Linked DNA regions of Mus musculus: all the other regions are linked to region 2. Evidence: chromatin loops called from intact Hi-C (ENCODE). Cell type or tissue: gastrocnemius. All regions are shown on one strand.

Region 1 (5,000 bases), 85 kb after region 2:
CGACCACGTCCACACCAACTTCAGGGACATGTACCAGCATCTGCGCAGCATGGGCTACTTCGTGGAGGTGCTCGGCGCCCCATTCACATGTTTTGACGCCACACAGTATGGTGAGCAGCAGCCCTGCTGGCCAGGTCTTGAGTGTTCCCGTGATGACCACTGATAGGCCAGTAACGGCAGCGTGGAGTCCCCGTGTCAAAGCGGAGGTGCAGAGCAAGGCTCCCATGGTGTTCATACTCACTAGTGGTCGGAATGCTCAGCTGACTATAGAGCTGATTGTGGGCAGAGATTGGGGGGGGGGGTGTGCGCACGCACGTTTATGGATCCTGAGTGAAATCAGGTTTGGTAGAAGGAACTATATGCTAAGCTATCTTGCTGGCCCAACCGTTTTTGTTTTGTTTTGTTTTTAAAAAATACTGTGTGTGTGTATATATATATATATATATATATATATACTACTTTTTTCCAAAGTAAATGCAAAATATTATATTGAGCAAATATAAAAGCCAAAGACACAGTTAGCTGGTCCTTGTGGCTTGCTTACCTCCTTCTGTAGTGGTGCAGGCTGGCACCAGCCAGACTCCTAGAGGCAGGACACTGGTGAGAGATGGCACTGTGGAATTGTTTTCTGCCACTTAGGAGTGACAGTTATCAGAGTGTGGCATTGCTTCCCTCAGGCACTTTGCTGCTGGTGGACAGTGAGGAAGAGTACTTCCCTGAGGAGATTGCTAAGCTGAGGAGGGATGTGGACAATGGCCTTTCCCTCGTCATCTTCAGTGACTGGTACAACACTTCTGTTATGAGAAAAGTGAAGTTTTATGATGAAAACACCAGGTACGCTTGCATAGCAGTATGGTGTCACAGCTCCCCAGCAGGCTATTGTGTGACTGTCCTAGCTTGGGTTTGTCTTTCTAGATCGTGGAGAAAGCTCTTTTCTCCGTACAAGAAGCTCCTGGTAGAGAGACAGGTTTCTAGACTCAGTGCTCACTAAGGGGTCAGTGTCCTCCCTTCCTGAGCACAGACACCTGTTCTTCACTCTCTGTCGCATGCTGTTCTGTCCTGTGTCCTTCATACCAAACATAAGAAAGTTCATGTGCACCTAAGACCTGTGGCGCTGGGTGCTGGAGTGCCGCTGTAAATGTCGTCTTATGTTGTGGATTTCCTTTAGCGTATTTGCCTCCTTTCTCACTTCTGCTTCACTGGTCCGCCTAGATCCAGACTAGGCCTGTCTGGACTGCATGCCAGTGAAATGCCAGTTTTCATTTCATAAAAGAAAAGTTCAGTGTGTCTGTGTGTAGAGGCAGACAGTTGGCTGGAGTAGTAAGCTTACATATTTCTCAAACCAAACGGCTTGTTTAAGTTGACACTTTTATATGTATGTGTGGACTGGATTTTGTCAAGGAAAGAGGAAAAGTATGTGAGGATTTTAATTCTTGCCTTCTCTGTGCCTTCTGCCACTTTTATAGGCAGTGGTGGATGCCAGACACCGGAGGAGCGAACATCCCAGCTCTGAATGAGCTGCTGTCTGTGTGGAACATGGGGTTCAGTGACGGCCTATATGAAGGGGAGTTTGTCCTGGCAAACCATGACAGTAAGGTTTTATGTCTGTGTGTAGAGGCATACAAGTGGCAAAAGGATGAGGGTGTGGGCTACATGCTTAAGTCTAGGTTTCAGAGAGATGGGATTCAAAAGTTAGCTGCAGTGCAGAAAGACCTACAGTGATTTTAAATAGCACACTAGGGACCGGGGCTGTACCTCTGTAGTTACCTGTCTTGCATGTGCAAGAACTTAGCTTCAGTTCGCATCACTGTAGAAAAATGAACTGGACATGTGACTCAGTTGATAAAGTATTTACTTAGCATGCACAAAGCCCTGAGTTCCATCCTTAGCACAACATAAACTGACCATATAATCCTAGCACTCGGGAGGCAAAGCCTGACAGGTGTTTGACGCCACTCTGGGATATATAATGAAACTCTTTTCAACAAACAAAAAAAGTTTATTTATGTACTTTAAATTTTTTCTTCAGAAACCGCATGCTACTAGCACTTTTCCCTTGAAGTTTGAAAGGATTACTTGTAGTTGATATGTAACAGGCAATAGCAGTTTGTCTCTTCAGGTTAAAGACTGTCCAAACGTGAGTGAGTGGTGTAGACCCTGTGTGAGATGCATGTTGGGTCAGTGAGGCAGGTGTTGGACGTCTCCACCCCTTAATGCTGAGCACCTGTCTGTCTTCCAGTGTACTATGCGTCGGGGTGCAGCATCGCCAAGTTTCCAGAAGATGGCGTCGTGATCACACAGACTTTCAAGGACCAAGGTAAAGGAAGGGTGCTGCTGCTCACAGGCCTGGTGCCCTTCCCCTCCCTCTCCAGCTCCCCATATGCCCTACCTGCTGTACTTTCTCCTAAGTGTGGCTTTAGCAGTGTCTGCTATGTTCCCAGTGTGTATTTTGTGGCATTAGGAGTGCCATTAGCAGTATGGGCCTTCCCTTCCATCCTCTCTGGTTCCTGGTAAAACTCACTGCAGTATTATTTGTATAGTACTGACTGTGGCATGGATTCTGGGGGAATCCCAAATGAGCAAGACGAATTCTTGCTGAAAATTTGAATATAAGTGTATAGTCTACCCAAAGAGGGGGAGTTCTCCAGGATGGGGCTCAAAATGGTCTTAGTCACAGTCAAAGGGTTCTTCTGTGCTAGGCATACTGCTGTGGCATAGTCTCAATGATTTTGAGAGTTCTTAGCCTGATGAAAATTCAAAGAGTAAGACACCATCTTCCCTTTCAAGAGGCATTTCTGATTGTCTGTATTTACCCACAGCAAACATCCCTCAAGCCAGGCCAGGCCCCAGTATAGGCTGAGAAGGTGAACTCACCATAAATAGTCCACTTAGTCCCCAGACCTGCTGAGTTGGGAGAAGCGGGAACAAACTATACAGCCTCTGGTTTTTAAAGTTATGTGCAGGGCAGTGGGACTGGACCACAGGAAGCTCTTCCTGTGACTGTCACTCCAGAGCTGGGATTCTGAGCTGTCAGCCATATCTCATATCTCTGCTAAGTTCTAAGAGACTAACAAGATAGCCTGTGGTGACCATGTGCTGGTGGGACCATTTCCTCCTGAAAACCGATGGCCTGGCTTCAGAGCGACCAGCCACACCACCATCAATCAAGATGGTTATTTTTCTGTAACTGAGAGACACTTTTACAAAACAATTGAAAATGTGACAGTAGATTTCTCAGTGTAACTGTGTGAGGCCTCTTCAAGCACATGGCAATTTTATCTTCTCAGCTCCTGGCCCCCCTCACTGTAAATTAGTCCTTTCTAAATGCTGTTATCTCAGGCTTGCCACTTCCAGGGCTAAGAGCCATGGCCTCCTAGCTTGCTTGTTGCCCCCTGCAGTTCAGTAATTTGGAGAAGGGGGTAGCAAAAGCAGAGTTAATAATGCATACTTTATCTTGTGTGTCGTGCCATCTAAACGTTGACTGCTTGACGTAAACCTGGACGTCTTTGGATGTGAGGTGGGACACTGTGGGGCTTGTTACGCTAGAGCAGAAAAGACCTCACTTTCAAAGCTCAGCGAGGCTTGTCGTGCTAACTCTCCAGACAGCTGGGACAGGAGAACACAAGCTTGATGCCTGCCTGTGTGAGAGACAGGCAGGACAGGGGTGGGGCTGCAGTTCAGTGGCAGTGTGCTTAGCTAGTCCTAGGTTCAAGCCCCACTATCACCAAACAGAACAAGATAGAGAGAAAAGATAACCAAGTATCAAAACTCTTGTCTAGCTGTGGGGCTACTGCCGTGTTAACTCTCCTGTTCCACAGAGAGGTTAGGCATTTCAGAGCTGATGTGCAGGCACACTCCTGGATTCTCAGGCTGTATGGCCCCTCGTGCTAAGGCACCTTAGCTTAAACAGTGTGACTCCGCTGTTAGCACTGCCCAGGGCACTAATACCTTTTTACATCTCGATTCATCGAGCATTTCAAGGTGTGCTGTCTGCTTGGCACTTTAGGGGTTCTATTGCTAATGCCTGTGCTTACATCTTATATCTAAATGGCATGTGGATGGGCACACATTTTAAAAGTTAACTACGCTTGTCCTACTCCTGTAAATACAGTTTTGTGAGAGTTGGATTTTGTTAAAATGGAAATTAGTAATGCTGAAAATACTGCTTCCCTGTTCTAAGGATTTGTACAGTTCTGATTGACTGTTGTATTTTGCTAGTCTTAGGCAGGTCAGTTTCCAGTTAAGTGGCAACTAGAAAATCAGTAATTTCCTCATGAGAACTCAGTGCTCTTCTCATTGTTTACTGCAGGATTGGAGGTCTTAAAACAAGAGACAGCAGTTGTGGAAAATGTTCCCATTTTGGGGCTTTATCAGATTCCATCTGAAGGTGGAGGCCGGATCGTGCTGTATGGAGACTCCAACTGCTTGGATGACAGTCACAGACAGAAGGGTAAGAAAAGAACACATAGGAGGACTGCGACTGTAGCTCAGTGGCACAGCAGTTTGCCTCAGACATGCGAGGCCCTGAGTTCAATCCCCAGCATGACCAGAATAAGACGTTCATGAGCTTGAAGATTTGTGTACACAGCCCTCTTTCCGTTGTCCCTGGAATGATACTGGCCAGAAGCTGGAGAATAAACAGGTACTGTGATTGCTGGAATATTTCTGCATATACCTGAAGGTTAACACTCAGGATACACAAACCTCTACAGACCTTAGAATCCCATCTCTATTTTCCCAACTGACTGTGACAGGCATGAGGCACTGTCACTTGCTTAGTACAAAGTCCTGGGCTGGAGAGATGGCTCAGTGGTTAAGAGCACCGACTGCTCTTCCAGAGGTCCTGTGTTCAATTCCCAGCAACCACATGGTGGCTCACAACCATCCGTAATGAGATCTGATGCCCTCTTCTGGTGTGTCTGAAGAGAGCTACAGTGTACTCATATAAATAAAATAATAAATCTTTAAAAAAAAATTCCTTTAACCCAATTGGCCCAGCT
Region 2 (5,000 bases):
CCCCACACAAATTGATCCTTTAAAGCAGTGTTTCTCATTTATGTGGGCTATGGGTCAGCAGTGTTACCCCAGACCCACTAAATTAGACACTCAGCCCGGCAAACTGTTTTTTATTTTGTTTTTGTTTTTGTGTTTTGAGACAGAGTTTCTCTGTGTAACAGCCCTGGCTGTCCTGGAACTTGCTCTGTAGACCAGGCTGGCCTCAAACTCACAGAGATCTGCCTGTTTCTGTGTCTCTTGAGGGTGGGATTAAAGATGTGTGTTACCACACCCAACTGCTCAGCAAACTGCTTTAACATACCTCTAGGTAGCCCCTGATGTACCTTGATATCAAGATACAGGGATAATGGTGCATTTCTAGCTAGACAGTGGTGCTAAAGCCATAAGCAGGGAATTCCTGTATTACCCAGCAATGGGAAAGAGGTTGACTCAAACACAGCCCTCATCTTACAGAGAAGGCAGCTGACAGTCAGACATGGGGGTACACACCTTTAATCCCATTATCAGGAGGCAGAGACAGGTAGATCTCTGAGTTTGAAACCAACTTGCTTTACAGAGCAAACTCCAGGACAACCAGGGCTACACATAGAGAAACCCTGTCTCAAAAAAAAAAATCAATAAAATAATAATAGTAATAAAGTTATGCATGAGCCAAATAGACACCAACGAGCATGCCCCCATATGATGGCTAGTTTTGGTGGTCAACTGAATATTTGAAATTAACTGGGACCCAAACTGCTGGGCACACTTGTGAGGAAGTTTAAAAAAAATTATTTATTTATTTATTATATGCAAGTACACTGTAGCTGTCTTCAGAGGCACCAGTAGAGGGCATCAAACCCCATTACAGATGGTTGTGAGCCACCATGTGGTTGCTGGAATTTGAACTCAGGACTTTGGGAAGAGCTGTCAGTGCTCTTAACCGCTGAGCCATCTCTCCAGCCCTGTGAGGGATTTTCTTAATCAGATTATTTGAAGGAGGAAGAGCCATCCTAAATCACCTTCTGGTGGCAGCCCAGATAAAAGAAATGGAAAAAGAAACCATGATTTGTGCCTGCTGGACCTCACCCTCACCGGCAAAACCATTTATTTTATGGCATTGCTGAAGTTTTCCTTTCAGTATTCAAATCAATTTCTTTAGGATTCCAACAGAGACTGAAGCTCGGCGGCTCTTTAGGAATGGCCCAGGACTACAGCACCAGATCAGAACTGCTGAGACAACCAGCCTCGTGGACGGAACAGTACCAAATTCTCCTTGCCATTTCTGTCATAAGACAGCTATTATTGAACTACGCAGATCACAGCCTGTAAGCCGGTCTAATAAAATCTCCTCTATTCCATACTCATTCAATCAGTTCTGTTCCTTTAGAGATCCCTTAATAAACTCAGGAACACAGATTTTTCTCCCTGAATAACTTGCTCCACCATGAAGACCGATTTATGAAGTTCTGATAATTACAGGACAAAGGAAAGTCAAACCCAAAGAAGTCGTCAAACACATTGGCGGGAATGTCATGTAGGTAGGTTGCAGTGACGCAGGAGAATCTGTTCCTTGTCTCGATTCTATCTGAAGATATTCTTAGCCTCCAGGCGATGGAAAGCAAGTGGTCAGCAGAGCCACGCGTCCTAAGTTTTACGCGATAGTGTCAGGACCAAGGCAACTTACAGGCAGAGCCCAGGACTCGCTGCATGCGAGCGAGTTTGAACAGATCCCCCAAAACTCGCAGGTGCACACACAAGGAATATTAGCTTGAGAATGACAAGCTAATATTCCCTCCTGGCCCCTGTTAAAGCCACACATGCACCCAGAGGTGTCTATGAAGCGGATTCTAGGACTTGTGGGTAATAAATACAGTGCGTGGCTCATCGGAGGTGCTCACTTGTTCGTTGAGAGGATCAATTCAAGCTTCTCAACACTTTTGTGAAATAGGATGGAAATTTCATAGCTTAGGCGCCACGACCATGCATATTGGCCCTCAGCTCTGCAGGTGGCGCTGGAGGACTCGGTTAGATGATCTGGGGGCGGGACTTCCTGTTTCTCGGGCGAACTTCCGGCCTGATCCGGAAAACAGTTTAGTCTGCTCCAACAGTTGTGGGTGGCGGCGTTGAGGTTCGGCACTCTGGCTCCTTTGCGGCCCCGGGGTCAGGTGAGGCTGTTGCGGGAATGCTGAGAGCACGTGGCAGACCACGTGGCTATAGAGACTGGTCGATTACAGCGCTGAGGCTCGTCCTAGATGCTGGCCACGAGGGAGGGCGGTCCGGGAACACTTGTGGTTACTACACACCGGTTTTCAGTTCAGACTCTAAATTCAGCGCCTTCACGTCTTGTCCAGCGGGTACTAGTGCTCTGCTGGTGCTCTTATTGCGGATGTTAGATTTAATTTTTACTAAAAATGAGGGCTGACTTGACAGTTACTGCTTCTAAAGAGTTCCTGCATTTATTCAGCCCACGGGCATTTTCGGAGAAGCCTGTGTTTGGCAGTGGGGAAGCAGGAATAGTACGCAGCCCATGTCCACAGAGGGGTGGAAGAAAGTCAGCCTGCTACTGTCATGCGCAGCGCGTTGATGAACGCTCAGCCTTCATCGGCATCACTTGGTCCTCCACACTCTCCCCTTTGTATATTCTGTGGTTGCTTATCTCTTTGGCACTTTACCTGCCACGAGGCCTTTTGCGATCACTTTCTCCCCAGCCCCTCTTCCAAGGTGTGAGCAGAGATATCTGTCTGGCTGCCCTCAAGAGAGTGAGCAGTCCTTGGGCAGCCCTGCTGACGCGCTGGCATTAGGCATAGTCTGGTCTTTATCTGCTACCTTGTAGTGGTCTCCCCTACTGTGTTCTGAGAACCCTGGTGCACTGTTGAGACTCCTAATGAAGGCGTGTGTAACGTTAGATACATTCTCTCCAGGATGGACTTCCCTGGCACCCTGCGCCCTTCATTGTTTAAGGCCGGTCCACTTGGCATGACTGATGGCCCTGACCTGTCCTTCATGTGCAGCTGGAGAGATGCACTGACCCTGCCAGGGTCCCAGCCACAGAACTGCAAGGTGAGGATGGAAATAGGGTCCTTTCCTTGGTCTGTTCCTCCTCCTTGCTCACTTATTGGGAAAAGAGGTCTAGGCAGCTGCTACTTGAGCTGCGCACCGGTTGCCCTGCTGTCCAGACAGTGTCTCTCAACAGAGGCTGTGGCTCCTCTTTCCTCGCTCCCTCTCCCTGGGTTCAGCAGGTGTTTATGTGTTGGGGTCCTTACAGGCCCAGGAGCCCAGCATGAGGAAGTCAGGCAACCCCACCTAAGGGACTTCCAGTTATGGTGAGAGACTGTACACCAACGGGCAGACCTTTTATAGTGTGGCCTTGACTTGCCTGAATTAGTGGAATGCCAGGGGCAGGATTTCTGCTCTTGGGAGGTCCATCTCTAGCAGCCTTGTATTGAGTACATTGAGGAGAGCATGTCAAAGAGAGGGTGTTGGGGGAGGGGAGTTCTTGGTCCTTGGGACAAGGGTGCCCACTGAATGGCAGGACTCAGAGGAGATAGCTGAGGAAGTTGGAGCTCATTGGGTTGTGGGTAGGCAGTCATGACTTAGGCGCTTCCTTTGAAAGCTGCTGTGAATGAAGTTTAGAATTCAGTTCAGACTCTGGAGTCGGTTGCCTGGGTTCAAGTCCATGCCTGTTTGTTGCTTCTGTCACCTAGGGCGGCAGCCTCATGCTTCAGGGTTCCTCATTAGCGAAGTGACCACCTTTTCACATTTGTCCCGAGGACTGAGTTAGTTAATTGGCAGGGATTGCACACCTGTCATGTTATTGCTGCCCCGTTTCCCTAGGATCCGACCTTGTCCTTTGCCAAGAACCTACTGTGGGAGCCATCGACGCCAGGACCCCTCCCCCTCCTGATGCCTCCTGATCCTGGTAAGAGTCTCTCTCCTTTTGGGCCCCCTCCAAGGACCTCAGCCATCACACGCACAAGGGGAACCTCAGACCTCCAGGGGTATCCTGTCCCCATTCCTTCTCAGGTTCTTCTCTGATCTCCTTCTCCCCTTAGATCCCTGGGACCCTGGTGTGACAGCTCAGGACTTCCTTTTCCGGGGAGGTCACTGCTACCAGTACCAGTCTCAGGCTGTGCTGGATGTCACTGAGCAGGTAAGTGTCCCTGGGTGAGACTGGTTCTCAGCGCCTGTGCTATGCTGACTCACACAGCTGTTCCCTCCAGCTCAGCCGCTTCCTGTGGGACCATGGGGACATAGCCTTCGCACCCCTGGGGAGACTCATGCTGGAGAACTTCAGATTGGAGGGGAACCGGGTAAGGAGCCGCCACCACCGGGTGGATGGTCAGCCGCCTCCCTGGTGAGACCCAAGGGTACCAACCTGACAGCCCTTCCCTGCAGGGCTACTCGAAAAAGATGACTATAGTCAGCGCGAAGAAGCTGCTTCAGGACCTCGGCGGACACCAACCCTGGGGGCAAGTAGCCAATGAGAGAGCAGCCATGGACTGGCCTGCCGTGAGATGTGGAAGGACCTGGGACACTGACCAGGTTTTCGTCATAGTGGCTTTTCCAGCCCCACACAGTCCTGAGCCATGAGTTCACAAAATCCCCGGCAGCGTAAGGGAAAAGCAGATTGGTCATTGGTAAACCTTAGGCGTGGGCTGCCAGACCTCCACCATCATGGGTCGCATGCACGCTCCCGGGAAGGGCCTGTCCCAGTCGGCGCTGCCCTACCGCCGTAGCGTCCCCACGTGGCTGAAGTTGACGTCTGACGACGTGAAGGAAAAGATTTACAAATTGCCCAAGAAAGGCCTGACTCCCTCCCAGATAGGTGTAATCCTGAGGGACTCACACGGGGTGGCCCAGGTCCGTTTTGTGACTGGAAATAAAATCTTGAGAATCCTCAAGTCCAAAGGCCTTGCCCCTGACCTCCCCGAGGATCTCTACCATTTGATTAAGAAAGCTGTTGCTGTCCGAAAGCACCTTGAGAGGAACAGAAAGGATAAGGATGCTAAATTCCGCCT
Region 3 (5,000 bases), 190 kb after region 2:
TCACTAGTTCTTCCCTGGGGAAGATCAAGATGAAGACAACCCATTCACCCCCACACCAAGTACTACTTTGGCTATCCAGCCCACGCAGCTCTAGGTTTCACACCACGCATAGGATAAGAATATTAAGCTGGATGACCTCTGCTCTTGTATGCATACAAGATAGATAGATCTCATGTGGAATACATGAACATCTGCTCTAGATGTTATTGAAGGACCAGCTGCATCTGAGCTCTATTTTATTGGAAGGCTAGCACAGGAAAGACGGGCTCTTTCTATCACAAAAGCTATTGGACATTTCAAAGAGCAAGGTTAAACCGTTCAAGAACACTGACCGCAAGTTGATAGAAGCCTGTCGCTGGCTAACTGACATTAAATAGGTTAAAAGTAATGTTTCTTCCTACAAATTTCTCCTGTAGGTGAGGTCATGGCCCAGCTAGGATGTGCTGGAAAATGTGCATAGAAGGGTAGGCAGCAAGCAAGCAGATCAGGGCTCACAGGATGGCTCAGCCGAGGCTCGCCGCCTGGTTTCTATCCCTGGGAGCCACATAGAAGGAGACAAGTGACTTCTGCAAGTTGTCCTCTGACCTCACAAATGCCATGGCATCTGAGTGTCCCCACACATGCATAGATGGAAAAATACATAAAGGACAAAGCACACCAATCACGGAAGCAAATGGAAGATATGAATCGCTCTGAAAAGTCTTGCTCCTGATCTATTCAAAACAAAACAAAACAAAACAAAAGATTCCCTGGAAAATTAATGCAACAGGACCCACGGCAGAATTCAAATAAAATACATTCTAGTCTCTCTCCCTTAAAACCACAAAGCTGCAAACCTGGGCTGCACTGTGACGTATATCCACAGGTTGCAAGATTCACAGATAGTGGACATGGCTTTGTCCAAAGGCTCCTTGGAGGCCAGTGAGCTCTGGCTGAGATAAAGCATAGGCACACAGCTGGGACACCCTGCTCTGCTCTGTATCTTCTGGGCTTCTGCCAAGGGTCCTGCTGGCCATAGGTGTATTTCCTCTTGAGCCAGCCTAGGATTCACTCCAAGCCTCCTGCTCAGAAGCACTCGGGGGTCTGCCTCGGTTGGCAGCAGCACGACCTTGGCTTTAGCCTTTGTTTCACAAACTGTAAAATGCGGGAGCTGCTCAGGCTTGGCCAACCTTGGTGCGATGCTTCGTATGTTTTCTAATGCGTGTACTCACGCTGCCCTTGTAGCTGTGCAGTGACACATCATGTGTGCATGTGGCGGCCAGAAGCTGACGAGCATCTTTCACTGTCCCTCCACCTTATCTTCTGAGGTCTCTCTGAACTTACTGACTGGATAGGCAGCTGACTGGTGAGCTACAGGGAATCCTGGGGTCTCTGCCTGCCCAGTGCTAGGGTTATAGGTGTGTGTCATCAGGCCTCACTTTTATGTGGGCCATGGGGGTCCAAATTCAGGTCCACATGTCTACATGGCAGGCACTTTAGCCATGGAGCCAAATTTTCTATCCCCTCACCCTTTTCTGAGAGAAAAAGCAACAAGAACTTATTAATACCATTGCTTTCAGTCACCTGGTTTTCAGTCTTGGATTACATTCAAGGACATGAAATACTTAATCCTTACGCTCAGAGGTGATGTGAAAACTCTAACAGTGACTACCCAAGGCTGATGCCAGGCACCTGGCCACCAGTGCGTTTGGATTTGGGTCTGTGATCCTGGATCAGGCCTGAACATCAGTTCAGTCAACCTGAATGAGATCCACGGAAGGGAGAGGGGAGGGACCCTCTGAACCCGTAGAGAGCCACTGTTGGGAAAGCCGACCAGCGCTGGGAGAGCCAAGGAGCTTTGGGAGGAGGGAGAGTGGCAGCTCCATGTCCCCAGCTCTGTATCCCTAGCTCTATGAACCCCTAGTTTCTGTTCTTCCACAGTTCTGCGGTCCCTGTGAGCTCCACGCCCTCCCCAGCTCCGAATCCCTCTCCAGCTCTGTGCCTCTCACTAGCTCAGTGTTCTGGAAACCTGGAGTTGGTCTGTGTGGGCCGATGTGGGTCTGGGTAGATGGTTTTCGCCGGCGAGGGAGAAGCTCCTAACCAAACCCCACTCCTACGCACCCTTTGGAGAAGGCACTCGAGTCGCAGCAGTGCCACCTGGTGGCGGTGAGGAGGACAGCACCTACTATGATCAGGTAGCCTGGGAAGGGGCCAGAGCTGTCTACCACAGGGGCTGTGTTCATTCCATCCCCGTCTTCCCACCAACCCTCATTTCATTTAGATCCCCTAAAGCCCTGGGGTGGGGGGCACGCCAGGAACATCACTCAGGATGGAAGTGGACATTTTCCACCACAAAATGTCTGCAGATGTGGGAAGTGGCCCAGTGACCAAGAAGGGAAGTGTGATTACTGAGAAGTGCTTTAGAATCAGCAAGAGCTTCCTGTGACAGGTCTCAGTAAGGACCAGAGCTCCACCCGGGGCCCTCCAAGGTTAAGGTTAGGGCCATGGTGGGATGTGAACAGGTCGGAAGAATACACACCAAAGGGAAGCTGAGGTTTGGGCAGTGACTGGAGGGCTGGCGGCAGGTTGAGGACACGGTGGAAGGGCTCGAGGGACACACTGTGAAGGGTGGTCAGCAAGCTGATGCAGACAGTAGTTAGGCAGCATGAGGGTGCCCTGCAGAGCAGATGCAGAGAAGATGCCCCACTCCCAGCTGCTCCCAAGGGCCCGCTGCAGCAGGGCCTGCTCTTTGGCTGAGTGTTTCTGTAAGCTGAAGCTAAACCAAGATAGCCACACAGTGCTAAAGACTTAACAATGCGGAGCAACAGCACCTCCTGACTGTGGAAAGCTGGAACATCGCAGATCAGAGGCAAACCGTCCTTGCCTTTAATCTGACTGCAGCATGTTCAATGCAGTTCCTAGGTTTGACCTAGTAACCTTGTGACTATCCAAACCTTTAACATGTATTAAGAAATATCATTACATTTTCATTTTTTATTTGTGTGTGTGCTCTGACACATATGTGGAGGTCAGGGGACAATGTGTGGGAGCAGATTCTATTAGGTAGGTCCTAGACGCAGGTTCTGATAACCTCGGTGCCTGGAGTTGTTGTCTTGCCCTAAATGCTTTATAACTACCAGTTCCCACTGATCAAGAAGGCAAGAATGGTTTCAGCACCCGGACCACTCTCATCAGGTTTCCTGCATTGCTGGAGTGTGTTTGGCAAGTTGCTTTATGACTTAGCTCTATAATAAATTCACATACGAACACTTTCAGGGCGGTGGTGTATTCAGGGCAACCTGAGGCCATGTCCCTTGGGCCATAGACACATCTGGCTCAAGTATAAACAGTCTTTAATTCTCGCCTTTGAGGTGAAAGCTGTTTTCTGTTGACATTTCTACCTAGGCCAGGGTTGAGCCTGGGATCATAGAGTCCAGTCAACCTAGGGAGGCCACCCTGGGAAGTTCTAGAAGATGCTATCAGGAAAGACAGGGGACAAGCATGTCCAACCGAGAGTAGCACTGTTCCTGCTGATGTGTGATATGCTCACAGATGTGCGTGTACAAATGTGGATGCACACACGGATATACTTACTACATGTGCTCCAGGTCACAAGCATACCTGCCAATGCAACCCAAGTGTAGCCAAGCCCTTCTCACAGCTGTGTGGACATGCGGAGACACACACTGCCACATATACATACACACATAGCCACACACACAGCCACACACACATATATACACACACACATACATAACCACACACAGCCACATCCACCTCTCCCCTGCTCTTTATCCTGCACCTATGATTTCATCCACTGTCCCTGGTGGGCTGGCTGGGGAACATGACACCACAAACACATCAGAGCAGAGCTGAGCCTTGCTGGGACGCTAATCTTGAAGAAAAGTACACAGTGAAGTAGACTTAAAGGTGTACAGTGAACAATCATGTTTAATGCTTACAGAACAAATCTGTTCTTTACCGTTCAGTTCATTATGAACTGGGATCTCATTTAAACCCTGTAAGCCAACTCTGGCCTCAAGCAGCAGCAGCATCCCTGAGGTGCCAAACACACCCTGTGCACGGCACAAACTCTCTCTAGTCTGAGCTTTAAGCTGCGGTATTAGCCACAGTACAGATCTTAGTCCTCTCCCAAATAGAGAGAACATGACTGTCAGCTCTTCATACTCCAAAAGGTCTGTGCTCTGGGCTGTGTCCTGGGTGGCCTGTGGTGGCATCTGTAGAGCTTTCTGAAGGCACAGGCTGTGGGGGAGCAGCACAGTGGGATCCCCGGAACCCCAGCACCCAGTCCGCCACCGCCTCCTAGCAGTGAGTGGGCCACCACAGTGACAGCCAAGGTGTGGCCTCCTGAGTGCCTGCTGAGGTCAGAGGACAGCACCGCTGTGGCCTCCCTGAAAAGGATTCTGTGGTAAGTAAGCCTGGCCCATCAGAACACAGCCTCCTTTCTAAGAAGGGGCCCAAGCTTTGGGAAGGCTGTCCCTAGAGTTTGCTGTTGTTCTGGAACTGGGCTACCAGGCTGAGGATCTGCTCGGAAGCTTTGATGTTCTTGGAGCCCAGGTAGGAGATACTGTTGGGGCCTGTCTCCTCCAGGTAGTAGCGGTAGTTGACCATGAGGCCGCATGAGCTGGTGAGGCCTTTGAGGCTGCTGTCAGCCATCCAGTTGATACGCCACATCACAGCCCCATTCTGCAGATGGAAGTTGGCCACTGGGTTGAGGGCGTAGCCTCGGTGCTTCTCACCGTACAGGTACCAGGCACACAGCCTCATTAGTGGCCCCTGCAGCGCCTGCGTCAGCTTCTCTGACTTCACCCACTCACCACTGCTCAGGAACCCCTTGAGGCTCTCGTGAACAGGGTTGCCGGTAACCGCTGAGATTTCTTGGCACTCTGAGTCTGTGAATAGTTCGTTCCTCCCATGCTCCTTCCCCTGCACATTCAGGAGGCCCAGCAGCCACTTGGTGAATCCAGGGATAGGCGACAGGCTTGAAAAGGCCCCCAGCT

Evidence for each region. Hi-C counts contacts between places; a loop is a spot of excess contacts. Peaks named below come from ENCODE experiments on the same cell type or tissue, not always from the same donor. Only the 100,000 strongest peaks of a DNase experiment are listed, where the experiment ranks them.
Region 1: it touches region 2 in a loop (2.2-fold over the local background); 7 of 42 quality-filtered maps call a loop at or near these places.
Region 3: it touches region 2 in a loop (3-fold over the local background); 15 of 42 quality-filtered maps call a loop at or near these places.

The regions. Positions count from the first base shown.
Region 1 is chr8:119,517,589-119,522,588 of GRCm38, reverse strand. It overlaps Mbtps1 (membrane-bound transcription factor peptidase, site 1), which reads left to right. Exons shown (of 23, transcript NM_001167910.1): 15 at 1-110; 16 at 678-834; 17 at 1,467-1,591; 18 at 2,240-2,317; 19 at 4,310-4,450. Among named protein-coding and RNA genes, the nearest start is that of Slc38a8, 18 kb to the right of the region's middle. In gastrocnemius, a CTCF peak has its summit at 2,272 (motif pointing right); a DNase peak (open chromatin) is centred at 2,289.
Region 2 is chr8:119,602,282-119,607,281 of GRCm38, reverse strand. Taf1c (TATA-box binding protein associated factor, RNA polymerase I, C) reads left to right here and starts at 2,076. Exons shown (of 15, transcript NM_021441.3): 1 at 2,076-2,147; 2 at 2,904-3,042; 3 at 3,817-3,901; 4 at 4,035-4,132; 5 at 4,203-4,292; 6 at 4,378-4,451. The coding sequence starts at 2,905. It also overlaps the pseudogene Rps13-ps4. In gastrocnemius, CTCF peaks have their summits at 812 (motif pointing right) and 1,979 (motif pointing right); DNase peaks (open chromatin) are centred at 2,037, 2,519 and 3,883; H3K4me3 peaks cover 1,798 bases; H3K27ac peaks cover 2,403 bases.
Region 3 is chr8:119,410,001-119,415,000 of GRCm38, reverse strand. It overlaps Mlycd (malonyl-CoA decarboxylase), which reads right to left. Exons shown (of 5, transcript NM_019966.3): 5 at 3,899-5,000. The coding sequence ends at 4,480. Among named protein-coding and RNA genes, the nearest start is that of Gm46053, 5.0 kb to the right of the region's middle. In gastrocnemius, a CTCF peak has its summit at 2,146 (motif pointing left); a DNase peak (open chromatin) is centred at 2,143; H3K4me3 peaks cover 261 bases; H3K27ac peaks cover 619 bases.